3 separate regions of the Homo sapiens genome follow, and all the other regions are linked to region 3. A link is a contact called in ENCODE Hi-C or POLR2A ChIA-PET data. All regions are on one chromosome and are shown on one strand. The core of a region is the stretch at or near the end of the contact, and the rest is flanking DNA. Distances in the headings are between cores, read along the strand shown.

Region 1 (3,332 bases), core at 512-3,011, 340 kb after region 3:
TGCCTCCTGGGTTCAAGCAATCCACCTGTCTCAGTCTCCCAAAGTGTTGAGATTACAGGCATGAGCCACCATGCCTGTCCAGGTGATTACCTCTTAAACCTGTGCTTTCAATTTATATTCTCTTCAAGAGCAACCATTATCTCTTAATCTACTGACAACTGGGGAGAAAAGAGAATGCATAATCATACCCAGAAACCACCCACGGTTCTGCATGCTGATCAGAGATATTGAAAAGGCGGCATCCAAGGTTCTCAACATCCTCTAGCCGCCCTTCTCGTGCCAGTAGGTAGCCATATACATCCATTCCTAGAAGAGAAGGACATAGTGAGAAGAGGTGTTTTAAGAAGAGAAGCAGGGGTCCCACATACAGGAGTAGCACCCAACATCAGACCCCATGCTGAGGCCCCAGCTCCTGCAGGGGCTAAGCCCTTTCCACCATCACAGGCTCCTCCAACTACTATTTCCAGTTTCCTACAAAGTGACTATTAAAATGCAAAACCCAGGTTGGGCACAGTGGCTCACACCTGTAATTCCAGCACTTTAAGAAGCCGAGGCAGGTGGATCACGAGGTCAGGAGATCGAGACCATCCTGGCTAACACGGTGAAACCTCATCTCTACTGAAAATACAAAAAATTAGCCGGGCATAGTGGCACGCGCCTGTAATCCCAGCTACTTGGGAGGCTGAGGCAGGAGGATCACTTGAACCAGGGAGACAGAGGTTGCAGTGAGCCGAGATCACGCCACTGCACTGCCTGGGTGACAGACTGAGACTCTGTCTCAAAAAAAGAAAATGCAAAACCCAGCTGGGCGTGGTGGCTCACACCTGTAATCCTGGCACTCTGGGTGGCAGAGGCAGGAGGATCACCTGGGCCCAGGAGTTCAAGACCAGCCTGGGCAATATGGTGAGACCCTGTCTCTAAAGAAATTTTAAAATATCAGCCAAGTGGCCAGGTGCAGTGGTTCATGCCTGTAAACCCAGCACTTTGGGAGGCCAAGGAGGGCAGATCACGAGGTCAGGAGTTCGAGACTAGGCTAACAGGTGAAACCCCATCTCTACTAAAAATACAAAAATTAGCTGGGCATGGTGGCGTGTGCCTGTAATCCCAGCTACTCAGGAGGCTGAGGCAGGAGAATCGCTTGAATCAGGGAGGCGGAGGTTGCAGTGAGCCAAGATCGTGCCACTGCACTCTAGCCTTGGCTACAGAGCGAGACTCCGTCTCAAAAAAAAAAAAAAAAAAAAAAAGAAAAAAAAAAGAAAAAAGAAGGGCCAGGCGCGGTGGCTCATGCCTGTAATCCCAGCACTTTGGGAGGCTGAGGCAGGTGGATCACGAGGTCAGGAGTTCAAGACCAGCCTGGCCAAGATGGTGAAACCCCGTCTCTACTAAAAATACAAAAAATTAGCCAGGCACAGTGGCAGGCGCCTGTAATACCAGCTACTCGGGAGGCTGAGGCAGGAGAATTGCTTGAACTCAGAGGGCGGATGTTGCAGTGAGCCGAGATTGCACCACTGCACTCCAGCCTGGGCAACAGAGTAAGACTATGTCTAAAACATAAAATAAAATAAAGTAAAATAAAATAGAAAGAAAAAAAAATTAGCCAAGCACAGTGGCACATGCCTGTGGTCCCAGCTACTCAGGGGGCTAAGGCAGGAGGATTGCTTGAGCCCAGGAGGTCAAGGCTGCAGTGAGCTATGTTTGTGCCACTCCCGCCTGAGTGACAGAGTGAGACCCTGTCTCTAACAACAAAACCAAAACCAAAACCAAAGGAGGCCGGGCACGGTGACTCATGCCTATAATCCCAGCACTTTGGGAGGCCGAGGTGGAAATTCAAGACCAGCCTGGCCAAGATAGTGAAACCCCATCTCTACTAAAAATACAAAAACTAGCCAGGCGTGGTGGCACACACCTGTAATCCCAGCTACTCAAGAGGCTGAGGCAGAAAATTGCTTAAACCAGGAGGTGGAGGTTGCAGTGAGCCGAGATTGCACCACTGCACTCCAGCCTGTGAGACTCTGTCTCACAAAAAAAAAACAAAAAAAAACAAAAAAAACAAAAAACCAAAGGAGCAGAACAACCTACCTCACAATTTGAAAGCCTGCTATTTTCAGGAAGTGCTTGTCCTTCTATCCTGTGGTGTGATACACAGCTACCCTAACCCAACCAGAAAAGGCCCAAAAAAGGCATCAACTAAGGTCTCTCTTCCCAGAGTTCTAGACCATCAGAAATACACTGCTGAAAAGCCAATCAGTCTCAGAAAAAGTTGGCCTATTCCAGAAAAAAGCTTGTAGTTCTATCCAGAATGCAGTTCATTAAAGATCACTGCCTCGGGCTGGGTGCAGTGGCTCAGGCCTGTAATCCCAACACTTAGGGAGACTGAGGCGGGTGGATTACCTAAGGTCAGGAGTTGCAGACCAGCCTGGCTAACATGGTGAAACCCCCGTCTCTTCTAAAAAAATACAAAAATTAGTTGGGTGTGGTGGCGGGCGCCTATAATCCCAGCTACTCGGGAGGCTGAGGTGGGAGAGTCACTTTAACCAGGAGGCGGAGGTTGCAGTGAGCAGAGATTGTGCCACTGCACTCCTGCCTGGGCGACAAGAGTGAAACTCCGTCTCAAACAAACAAATAAAAAATCACTGCCTCTCCGCAGCCCCCGCTTTATTCTCACCCACATTCTATAAAAAGGGACCTATGCTCACTGTTACCCATCTCTTGCCACCATTCTCTTCCATCCCTTGCTATCCCTTCAGATTCCCATGAAAATTCCTCTCAAGCCAAGATTACTGCAATGCTCCTGCTAGCCCCTGGGCCTGGGTCTGAGATTCCAAGCTGCCATTGCCATTCCAAGCTGCCAGCTGTTGCCAGACTAGTATTTCTAAAACATCATTTTCATCATGGGTGCAGGCAGCTTGGAGAAGAGGAATAAGCACTTGAGGTGAGGGGAGATCTTGTGCAAACAAATCCATCCTTCTAGATCTGCTTCCTCATCTAAACGCTTGGGATGGCCCCTTCCCAGCTCCATCATTCCCCTGGCTTAAGAGCTCATAAGACTGTTTATTGTCACAAGGCCCTGTTTTTCTGATGGCCTTTTTTGGACCTTTACAAATAGACAGCATATCTATCTGACCTTATTTCCCACTATTCCTGAGAACTCACTGCCAGTGTCCTAACTGCCATCTGTTGGAGGTCCCTGTGAAGATTACCCTTCACCTGCAATCTTTTTCAAGATCAGTGATTTTTCTGTTGTTCACGCCTAATTACTGCCTTTAATCACCTTATCCCTTTCTTATTCCTTTTTAATTATACTAAGGACATGGCAAAACAAAATTCCCTAA
Region 2 (3,262 bases), core at 382-2,881, 260 kb after region 3:
GGCAGAGGTTGCAGTGAGCCAAGATCGCGCCACTGCACTCCAGCCTGGGGGACAGAGCGAGACTCCATCTCAAAAAAAAAAAAAAAAAAAAAAAAAAACGCTGGGATTATAAGTGTGAGCTATAGCGTCCAGCTAATATTTTGGGTTTTGTGGGCCACAACAATCTCTGTACCAAAGTCTTTTGTAAAATATGAAAAGAGAATTGTTTAAAAAAAAAAAAAAAAAGGTGTTGGCTGGGTGCAGTGGCTTATCCCTGCAATCCTAGCATTTTGGGAGGCCATGGCAGGAGGATCACTTGAGCCCAGGAGTTTGAGACCAGCCTGGGCAACATATTGAGACCTTGTCTTTACAAAAAAAGTTTTAAAAACTTGCATAGTGAGGCTGGGAGCCATGGCTCATGCCAGCACTTTGGGAGGCTGAGACGAGGTTCACTTGAGCTCAGGAGTTTGAGACCAGCCTGGGCAACATGGAAAGACCCCGTCTCTAAAAAAATAAAAAATGAAAATTTGCTGGGCATGTTGACGTGCTCCTGTAGTCCCTGCTTCTCGGGAGGCTGAGGTGGGAGGATCAGTTGAGCCTGGGAGGTCAGGGCTGCAGTGAGCTCAGATCGTGCCAGTATGCTCCAGCCTGGGTGACAGAGTGAGACAGAGTAAAACTCTGTCTCCCAAAAAAAGTTCGGGGGGTGGGGAGCCTTAAGATTTTGCACACTGCTTAGATCAATGTTTCTCTAACTTCATGTGTGCAGGAATTACCTGGGGATGTTGTTAAAATGTATGTTTTGATTGGTTCAGTCTGAAATGGGGCCTGATTATTCTGCATTTCTAATAAGCTCCCAGGTCAATAATTTGAGTAGCAAGGCTCTAGAGCAGATCTTAATCATTTCTAGATCACAGTCCCTTTGAGAATTAATGAAATTTATGGACTTTCTTCCCCAAAAACATATATTGAAAATCTTGTGTGCAACTTCAGGAGGTTCATTTGTCCTCCTCCTCAGAAAGTCCACCTCAGGATTCTAGCTATTTAGTTTTGAAAACTGAAGTACAGGCCGGGCATGGTGGCTCATGCCTGTAATCCCAGCAATTTAGGAGGCCAAGGCAGGCGGATCATTTGAGCCCAGGAGTTCGAGACCAGCCTGGCCAACACTGTGAAATCCCATCTTCACTAAAAATACAAAAATTACCCGGGTGTGGTGGTGGATGCCTGTAATCCTAGCTACTTGGGTGGCTGAGGCACGAGAATCGCCTAAACCCAGGAGATGGAAGCTGCAATGAGCCTAGATTGCACAACTGCATTCCACCCTGAGGGACAGAGCGAGACTCTGTTGCAAAAAAAAAAAAAAAAGAAAACAAAACAAAAAAGAAAAATTGCTTTAGTTGTTCTGTAAATCCTGGAAGCTATACCTCTGTTTCCAAAGCCAAGGTATAAATTATTACTCTAGAAAACGGATAAGCAGAAGAGCAAAATAGTCTAAAACAAAAATCAGCATAGAGAGTTTTTGAGTTTGAGAGCCCCTGAGCACTGTCAGAATAGCTAAGACATTAAGAACTGTGAGAAATGAGAGTTCTCCTCAACCATCAGACCATGATAGGCCAGTTGATCTTGAAGCCTGACCTGATTTCATGGGGCTGGCATTTCCTTCCTGATTTCCTGTAATCACCTCCTCTCTACTCCCCATGATTCAGTGGTAGTCACAGTACCAGGAAGTGCCAACCTTTTCATTCTTGCTACTGAGATGAAGATTTTGGAAAAAGGAGAAGAAACCATGTGGTTTGGGAACCACCTTTCCTTTTTTTTTTTTTTTTTTTTTTGATACGGAGTCGCTCTGTCGCCCAGGCTGGAGTGCAGTGGAATGATCTCGGCTCACTGCAAGCTCCGCCTCCTGGGTTCACGCCATTCTCCTGCCTCAGCCTCCCCGTTAGCTGTGACTACAGGCACCCACCACAATGTCCGGCTAATTTTTTGTATATTTTAGTAGAGATGGGGTTTCACCATGTTAGCCAGGCTGGTCTCAAACTCCTGACCTCAAGTGCTTCATCTGCCTTGGCCTCCCAAAGTGCTGGGATTACAGGTGTGAGCCACCGCTGCTGGCCATGGGAACCACCTTTCCTAAGCATTAACACCAAACCACCTAGATGGGCAGATTTAACTGTGACCAACTTTTATATTAAAAGATAATGGAACTTTTTTTTTTTTTTTTTTTTTTGAGACAAAGTCTCGGCTCTGTCACCCAGGCTGGAGAGCAGTGGTGCAATCTTGGACCACTGGAACCTCTGCCTCCTGGGTTCAAGCGATTCTTCTGCCTCAGCTTTCCCATTAGCTGGAATTACAGGTGTGCACCACCCCACCTGGCTATTTTGTATTTTTTTTTTAGTAGAGACGGGGTTTCACCATGTTGGCCAGGCTGGTCTTGAACTCCTGACCTCAAGAGATCCACCCACCGTCAGCCTCCCAAAGTGTTGGGATTACAGGCATGAGCCACTGTGCCCGGCCGATAATGGAACTTTTGAAAACCAAGGGCTTGGTGGCCGGGTACACTGGCTCATGCCTGTAATCCCAGCACTTTGGAGGCCGAGGCGGGCAGATCACCTGAGGTCAGGAGTTCGAGACTAGCCTGACCAACATGGAGAAACGCTGTCTCTACTAAAAATTCAAAATTAGCTGGGCATGGTAGCGCTTGCCTGTAATCCCAACTACTTGGGAGGCTGAGGCAAGAGAATCACTTGAACCCAGGAGGCAGAGTTTGTGCTGAGCTGATATCGTGCCATTGCACTCCAGCCTGGGCAGCAAGAGTGAAACTCTGTCTCAAAAAAAGAAAAAAAAAAAAAAAGTAAAACAAAGGGCTTGGCATTATCAGTGCCAGAAAAATACAAGATTGAGAGAATGGGGAAACAGGAGGGACATAAACTTGGTGGGAGTATACATTTGTATGCAAAAGTAAAAGATAACAGACGAAGATGTTAACCCTGTAACACCGTAAAAGGAAATGTTAGAAATAACTAGATAGCCATAAAAATAGAGGATGATTCATTTAGTTCATGGTATGGTTGTGAAATACTGTGGCCTTGAACAAGTACCTTTTAGTGTCTCATTTTCCTCATCTATAAACAGGGAGGGAGTAAAGATAATAGATCCCTCCTTAGAGTTGTGAAGATTGAATTAGTAACCTGTGAAGCTGTTCCAGCAGTACCTGGTCTAGAAATAATAGTCTCAAAATTTCATTGCTTATTATTACTATACAGCCACTTTTTAAAATGAGACAGGT
Region 3 (3,355 bases), core at 505-3,004:
TCCAATGGGGATTTGGCGTACCGTGGACATTTGGCAATGTCTGGAGAGATTTTGACTATCTTGATTAGGAGTAGGGGGTGCTACTGGTATCTAAAGGCTGGGGATGCCACCAAACTTCTTACAGTGTTTATCATAGCCCCCCCACTGCCCCTCGCCCCCTGAAATCATTTATCCAACATGTCGTAATATCCAGGTTGAGAAACCCTGTTCTGAAGGATCGAGTGGGATAATGTGTGGAAACTATTTAGTAGAGTGCTAGGTACACAGTAAGTCGTCAACACATGGCAAACACTGAGTTCATGTAGAGTCAAGATAATCCAAAATGATACTAATAGCCACTTTGTAGATATACAGATGTACCAAGGAGATACAGTGGGAAGGGAAGACTTTGGCGAGGGGCAGATTTATTGTGAAGTTTGCCAAGCTTTAAGTTCCAGAACTCCTTCCAAAGCCAAAGCCATGCACACACACATATTTACGCAGCGTGTGTGTGTGTTGAAGATATCCTCCCACAACTTATGTTTCAAGCCCCCAAACAGGTTCTAGTATTGGCCTCATCATTTCCTAGCTATGTAACTTTGGGCAAATAACTTCACTTCTCTGAGTTTCATTTTCCTTATCTGAAAAATAGAGCTGCAACATCAGGTGCGGTGGCTCACACTTGTAATCCCAACACTTTGGGAGGCCGAGGCAGGAGGATTGCTTGAGCCCAAGAGTTCGAGACCCCCACCTCTACAAAAAGTAAACAACAACAACAACAAAATGAGCCAGGTGTGGTGGTGCACGCCTGTAGTCCCAGCTACTCGCCCGGGATGCTGAGGTGGCAGGATCACTTAAACCCAGGAGGCCGAGGCTGCAGTGAGCCAAGATCGTGCCACAGCACTCCAGCCTGGGTGACAGAGGAGACACTATTGTAAAAGAAAAAAAAAGGGCTGCAAACCGTACGTTTCTCATTAAGTTATTGTAAGGCTCAAATGAATTCGCGTATACAAAGTGCGTAGCACAAGACATGGGATGTAGGAAATGCTCAAAAACTGTTATCATTTTTGCAATAAATACTGGCTCCTCTGGGAAAGAAGAGGGGTGGGGTAAATGATGTGCCTTGTTGCCTAGCCTGAGCCCACACTGCCAGAGAGGAGAGGACCCAGAATGAGACCCAGGTCTCCCGATTGCAGTTCATTCATGGGCAAGCAGTACATATTGAGAGCTTACTGGACACCATGCCAGGCTTGAGACCAGCCTGGCCAACATAGTGAAACCCCATCTCTACTAAAAATACAAAAATTAGCCAAGTGTGGTGGTGTGCGCCTGTAATCCCAGCTACTCGGCAGGCTGAGGCAGGAGAATTGCTTGAACCTGGGAGGCGAAGGTTCTGGCACATATTGAGCACTTGCTGAGAGGCAAAGTTCAGGCCTTCTGCCCCAGGCTTTTGGAGAGGGAGTCTCGGGGCCCCCTGAGGGGCCTCACCTGCACCCCCCGCACTCACCCATCTCCCCACTCTATCCCCTGTCCGCTCCGTACATGCCCGGCTCCAGCACCCGGAGCAGTGAAAGCTCAGGCACTACCCGCCGCCCGCCAGCCCGAGGGCCGCTCACCCAGGTTCTGCCCTCGCAGCACCGCGTACGGCCGGCTCCGCTCCAGCGGATCCACGGGGCTCGGGGCCTCTGCCTCCCCCACCAGGAGGCTGCAGAGGCCAAGGTACAGCCACGGTAACGCTGGACGCAGCATCTTCCCCAGCCCTGCAGAAGCAGAGAGGCCACTTCCGTCGCAAGCCCTGCCTCTGTCTCCTCCCAGGTCTCTCTGCGTCGCTGCCACCGCCCTTAGGGCGCGCGTCATTGCCATGGTAACTGTGCGTCCTGGTCTAAGTTCCGCTTCTGCCTAAGATTTGTTCCGGATTAACGTTCCTCAATAACTAATGTTTCCCCCGGACCAACTTTCCGTTCAGATCAACTTTCCGTCTGTGCCAACGTTCGCCGCGATTACCGTTCTGCTGTGGTTAGCGTTCCCTCATCCATTGGGGTCGAGGTCTTGTAGGTCCATTTGGGGCCTATTGAAGATTTTTTACGAATCCATGCATTTTCTTATTAAACCTTCATTACGGGCCTGGAAAATAGATACTGTGTTTCTATAGTACAAATGCCATCTTCTCAGGGAGCCCTTGCCCAGACATCCTTTTCTAAAATTGCAACCCTCCCTTTCCCTTAATGTACATTCTCCCTACCTTCGTTCTCTTCCATTCCCCCCATTCACTTTAGACTCATCACCATTTACCTTATACATTTAACGTACATTTGATGATTTTCTGAGGACCTGCTCCGCCCTAGCATGTAAAGTCCACGAGCACAGCGATTTTGTTCTTGCTCTCTGCTCTGTCCCAGAGACTGGGGGAGAGAGAGACCCTCTCATTTTGTTTTATATTGTTTTATACTCAGTACCTGTTTTAAGAAGAAACAACAAGGAAGTGAAACCAAAGACGGGCAGCCCGGCGCCAGGCCCGAAACCAGGCCTGGGCCTGCCTGGCCTAAACCCAGTTTCATGTGTGTGAAGAGACCACCAAACGTGTGTGAAGAGACCACCAAACAGGCTTTGTGTGAGCAACATGGCTGTTTATTTCACCTGGGTGCAGGCGGGCTGAGTCCGAAAAGAGAGTAAGCAAAGGGTGGTGGATTATCATTAGTTCTTACAGGTTTTGGGATAGGCGGTGAAGTTAAGAGCAATGTTTTGCGGGCAGGGGTGGATCTCACGAAGTACATTCTCAAGGGTAGGGAGAATTACAAAGAACCTTCTTAAGGTTGGGGGAGATTACAAAGTACCTTAAGGGTGGGGGAGATTACAAAGTACATTGATCAGTTAGGGTGGGGCAGAAACAAATCACAATGGTGGAATGTCATCAGTTAAGGCTATTTTTACTTCTTTTGTGGATCTTCAGTTACTTCAGGCCATCTGGATGTATACGTGCAAGTCACAGGGGATGCGATGGCTTGGCTTGGGCTCAGAGGCCTCACACCCAGTAGCTAAAAATCAACTCATAACTTAGAAACCGATGTTATTCATAGATTCCAGACATTGTATAGAAGAACGTTGTGAAACTCCCTGCCCTGTTCTGTTTCTCTCTTACCACTGGTGCATGCAGCCCCTGTCACGTACCACCTACTTGCTCAAATCAATCACGACCCTTTCATGTGAAATCTTTAGTGCTGTGAGGAGCCCTTAAAAGGGACAGAAATTGTGCATTCGGGGAGCTCGGATTTTAAGGCAGTAGCTTGCCGATGCTGCCAGCTGAATAAAGCCCTTCCTTCTACAACTCGGTGTCTGAGAGGTTTTGTCTGCGGCTCGTCCTGCTACAAGACTAGAA

Evidence for each region. Hi-C counts contacts between places; a loop is a spot of excess contacts on that map. ChIA-PET counts read pairs that join two places held with the same protein, here RNA polymerase II (POLR2A). Pooled maps may share reads with other maps.
Region 1: a loop to region 3 is called in a pooled map, with 2.4 times the contacts of the local background. The contact joins the enhancer-like site here to the promoter of C12orf76 in region 3. A Hi-C loop is called at or near these places in 2 of 50 pooled maps. POLR2A ChIA-PET finds 5 or more read pairs at or near these places in 3 of 52 experiments (H1, T-cell and WTC11).
Region 2: a pooled map shows a loop between it and region 3 (2.9-fold over the local background). The contact joins the enhancer-like site here to the promoter of C12orf76 in region 3. A Hi-C loop is called at or near these places in 2 of 50 pooled maps. POLR2A ChIA-PET finds 5 or more read pairs at or near these places in 4 of 52 experiments (CD8-positive, alpha-beta memory T cell, GM10248, GM12878 and 1 more).

What each region holds. Positions count from the first base shown.
Region 1 is chr12:110,382,655-110,385,986 of GRCh38, forward strand. It overlaps ANAPC7 (anaphase promoting complex subunit 7), which reads right to left. Exons shown (of 11, transcript NM_016238.3): 7 at 189-306. Among named protein-coding and RNA genes, the nearest start is that of ANAPC7, 19 kb to the right of the region's middle. RefSeq lists an enhancer at 2,087-2,146. Within about 2 kb of position 1,762, at least 3 of the 41 ENCODE cell types and tissues checked have a DNase peak (open chromatin) inside an H3K27ac peak, as active enhancers do.
Region 2 is chr12:110,311,525-110,314,786 of GRCh38, forward strand. The region is part of intron 5 of ATP2A2 (ATPase sarcoplasmic/endoplasmic reticulum Ca2+ transporting 2); the gene reads left to right. Among named protein-coding and RNA genes, the nearest start is that of ATP2A2, 32 kb to the left of the region's middle. RefSeq lists an enhancer at 3,109-3,188. Within about 2 kb of position 1,632, at least 14 of the 41 ENCODE cell types and tissues checked have a DNase peak (open chromatin) inside an H3K27ac peak, as active enhancers do; they include GM12878, where a contact is called at or near this core.
Region 3 is chr12:110,046,768-110,050,122 of GRCh38, forward strand. It overlaps C12orf76 (chromosome 12 open reading frame 76), which reads right to left and starts at 1,755. Exons shown (of 2, transcript NM_001389625.1): 1 at 1,596-1,755. The coding sequence starts at 1,728. RefSeq lists a silencer at 1,464-1,523 and an enhancer at 2,444-2,703.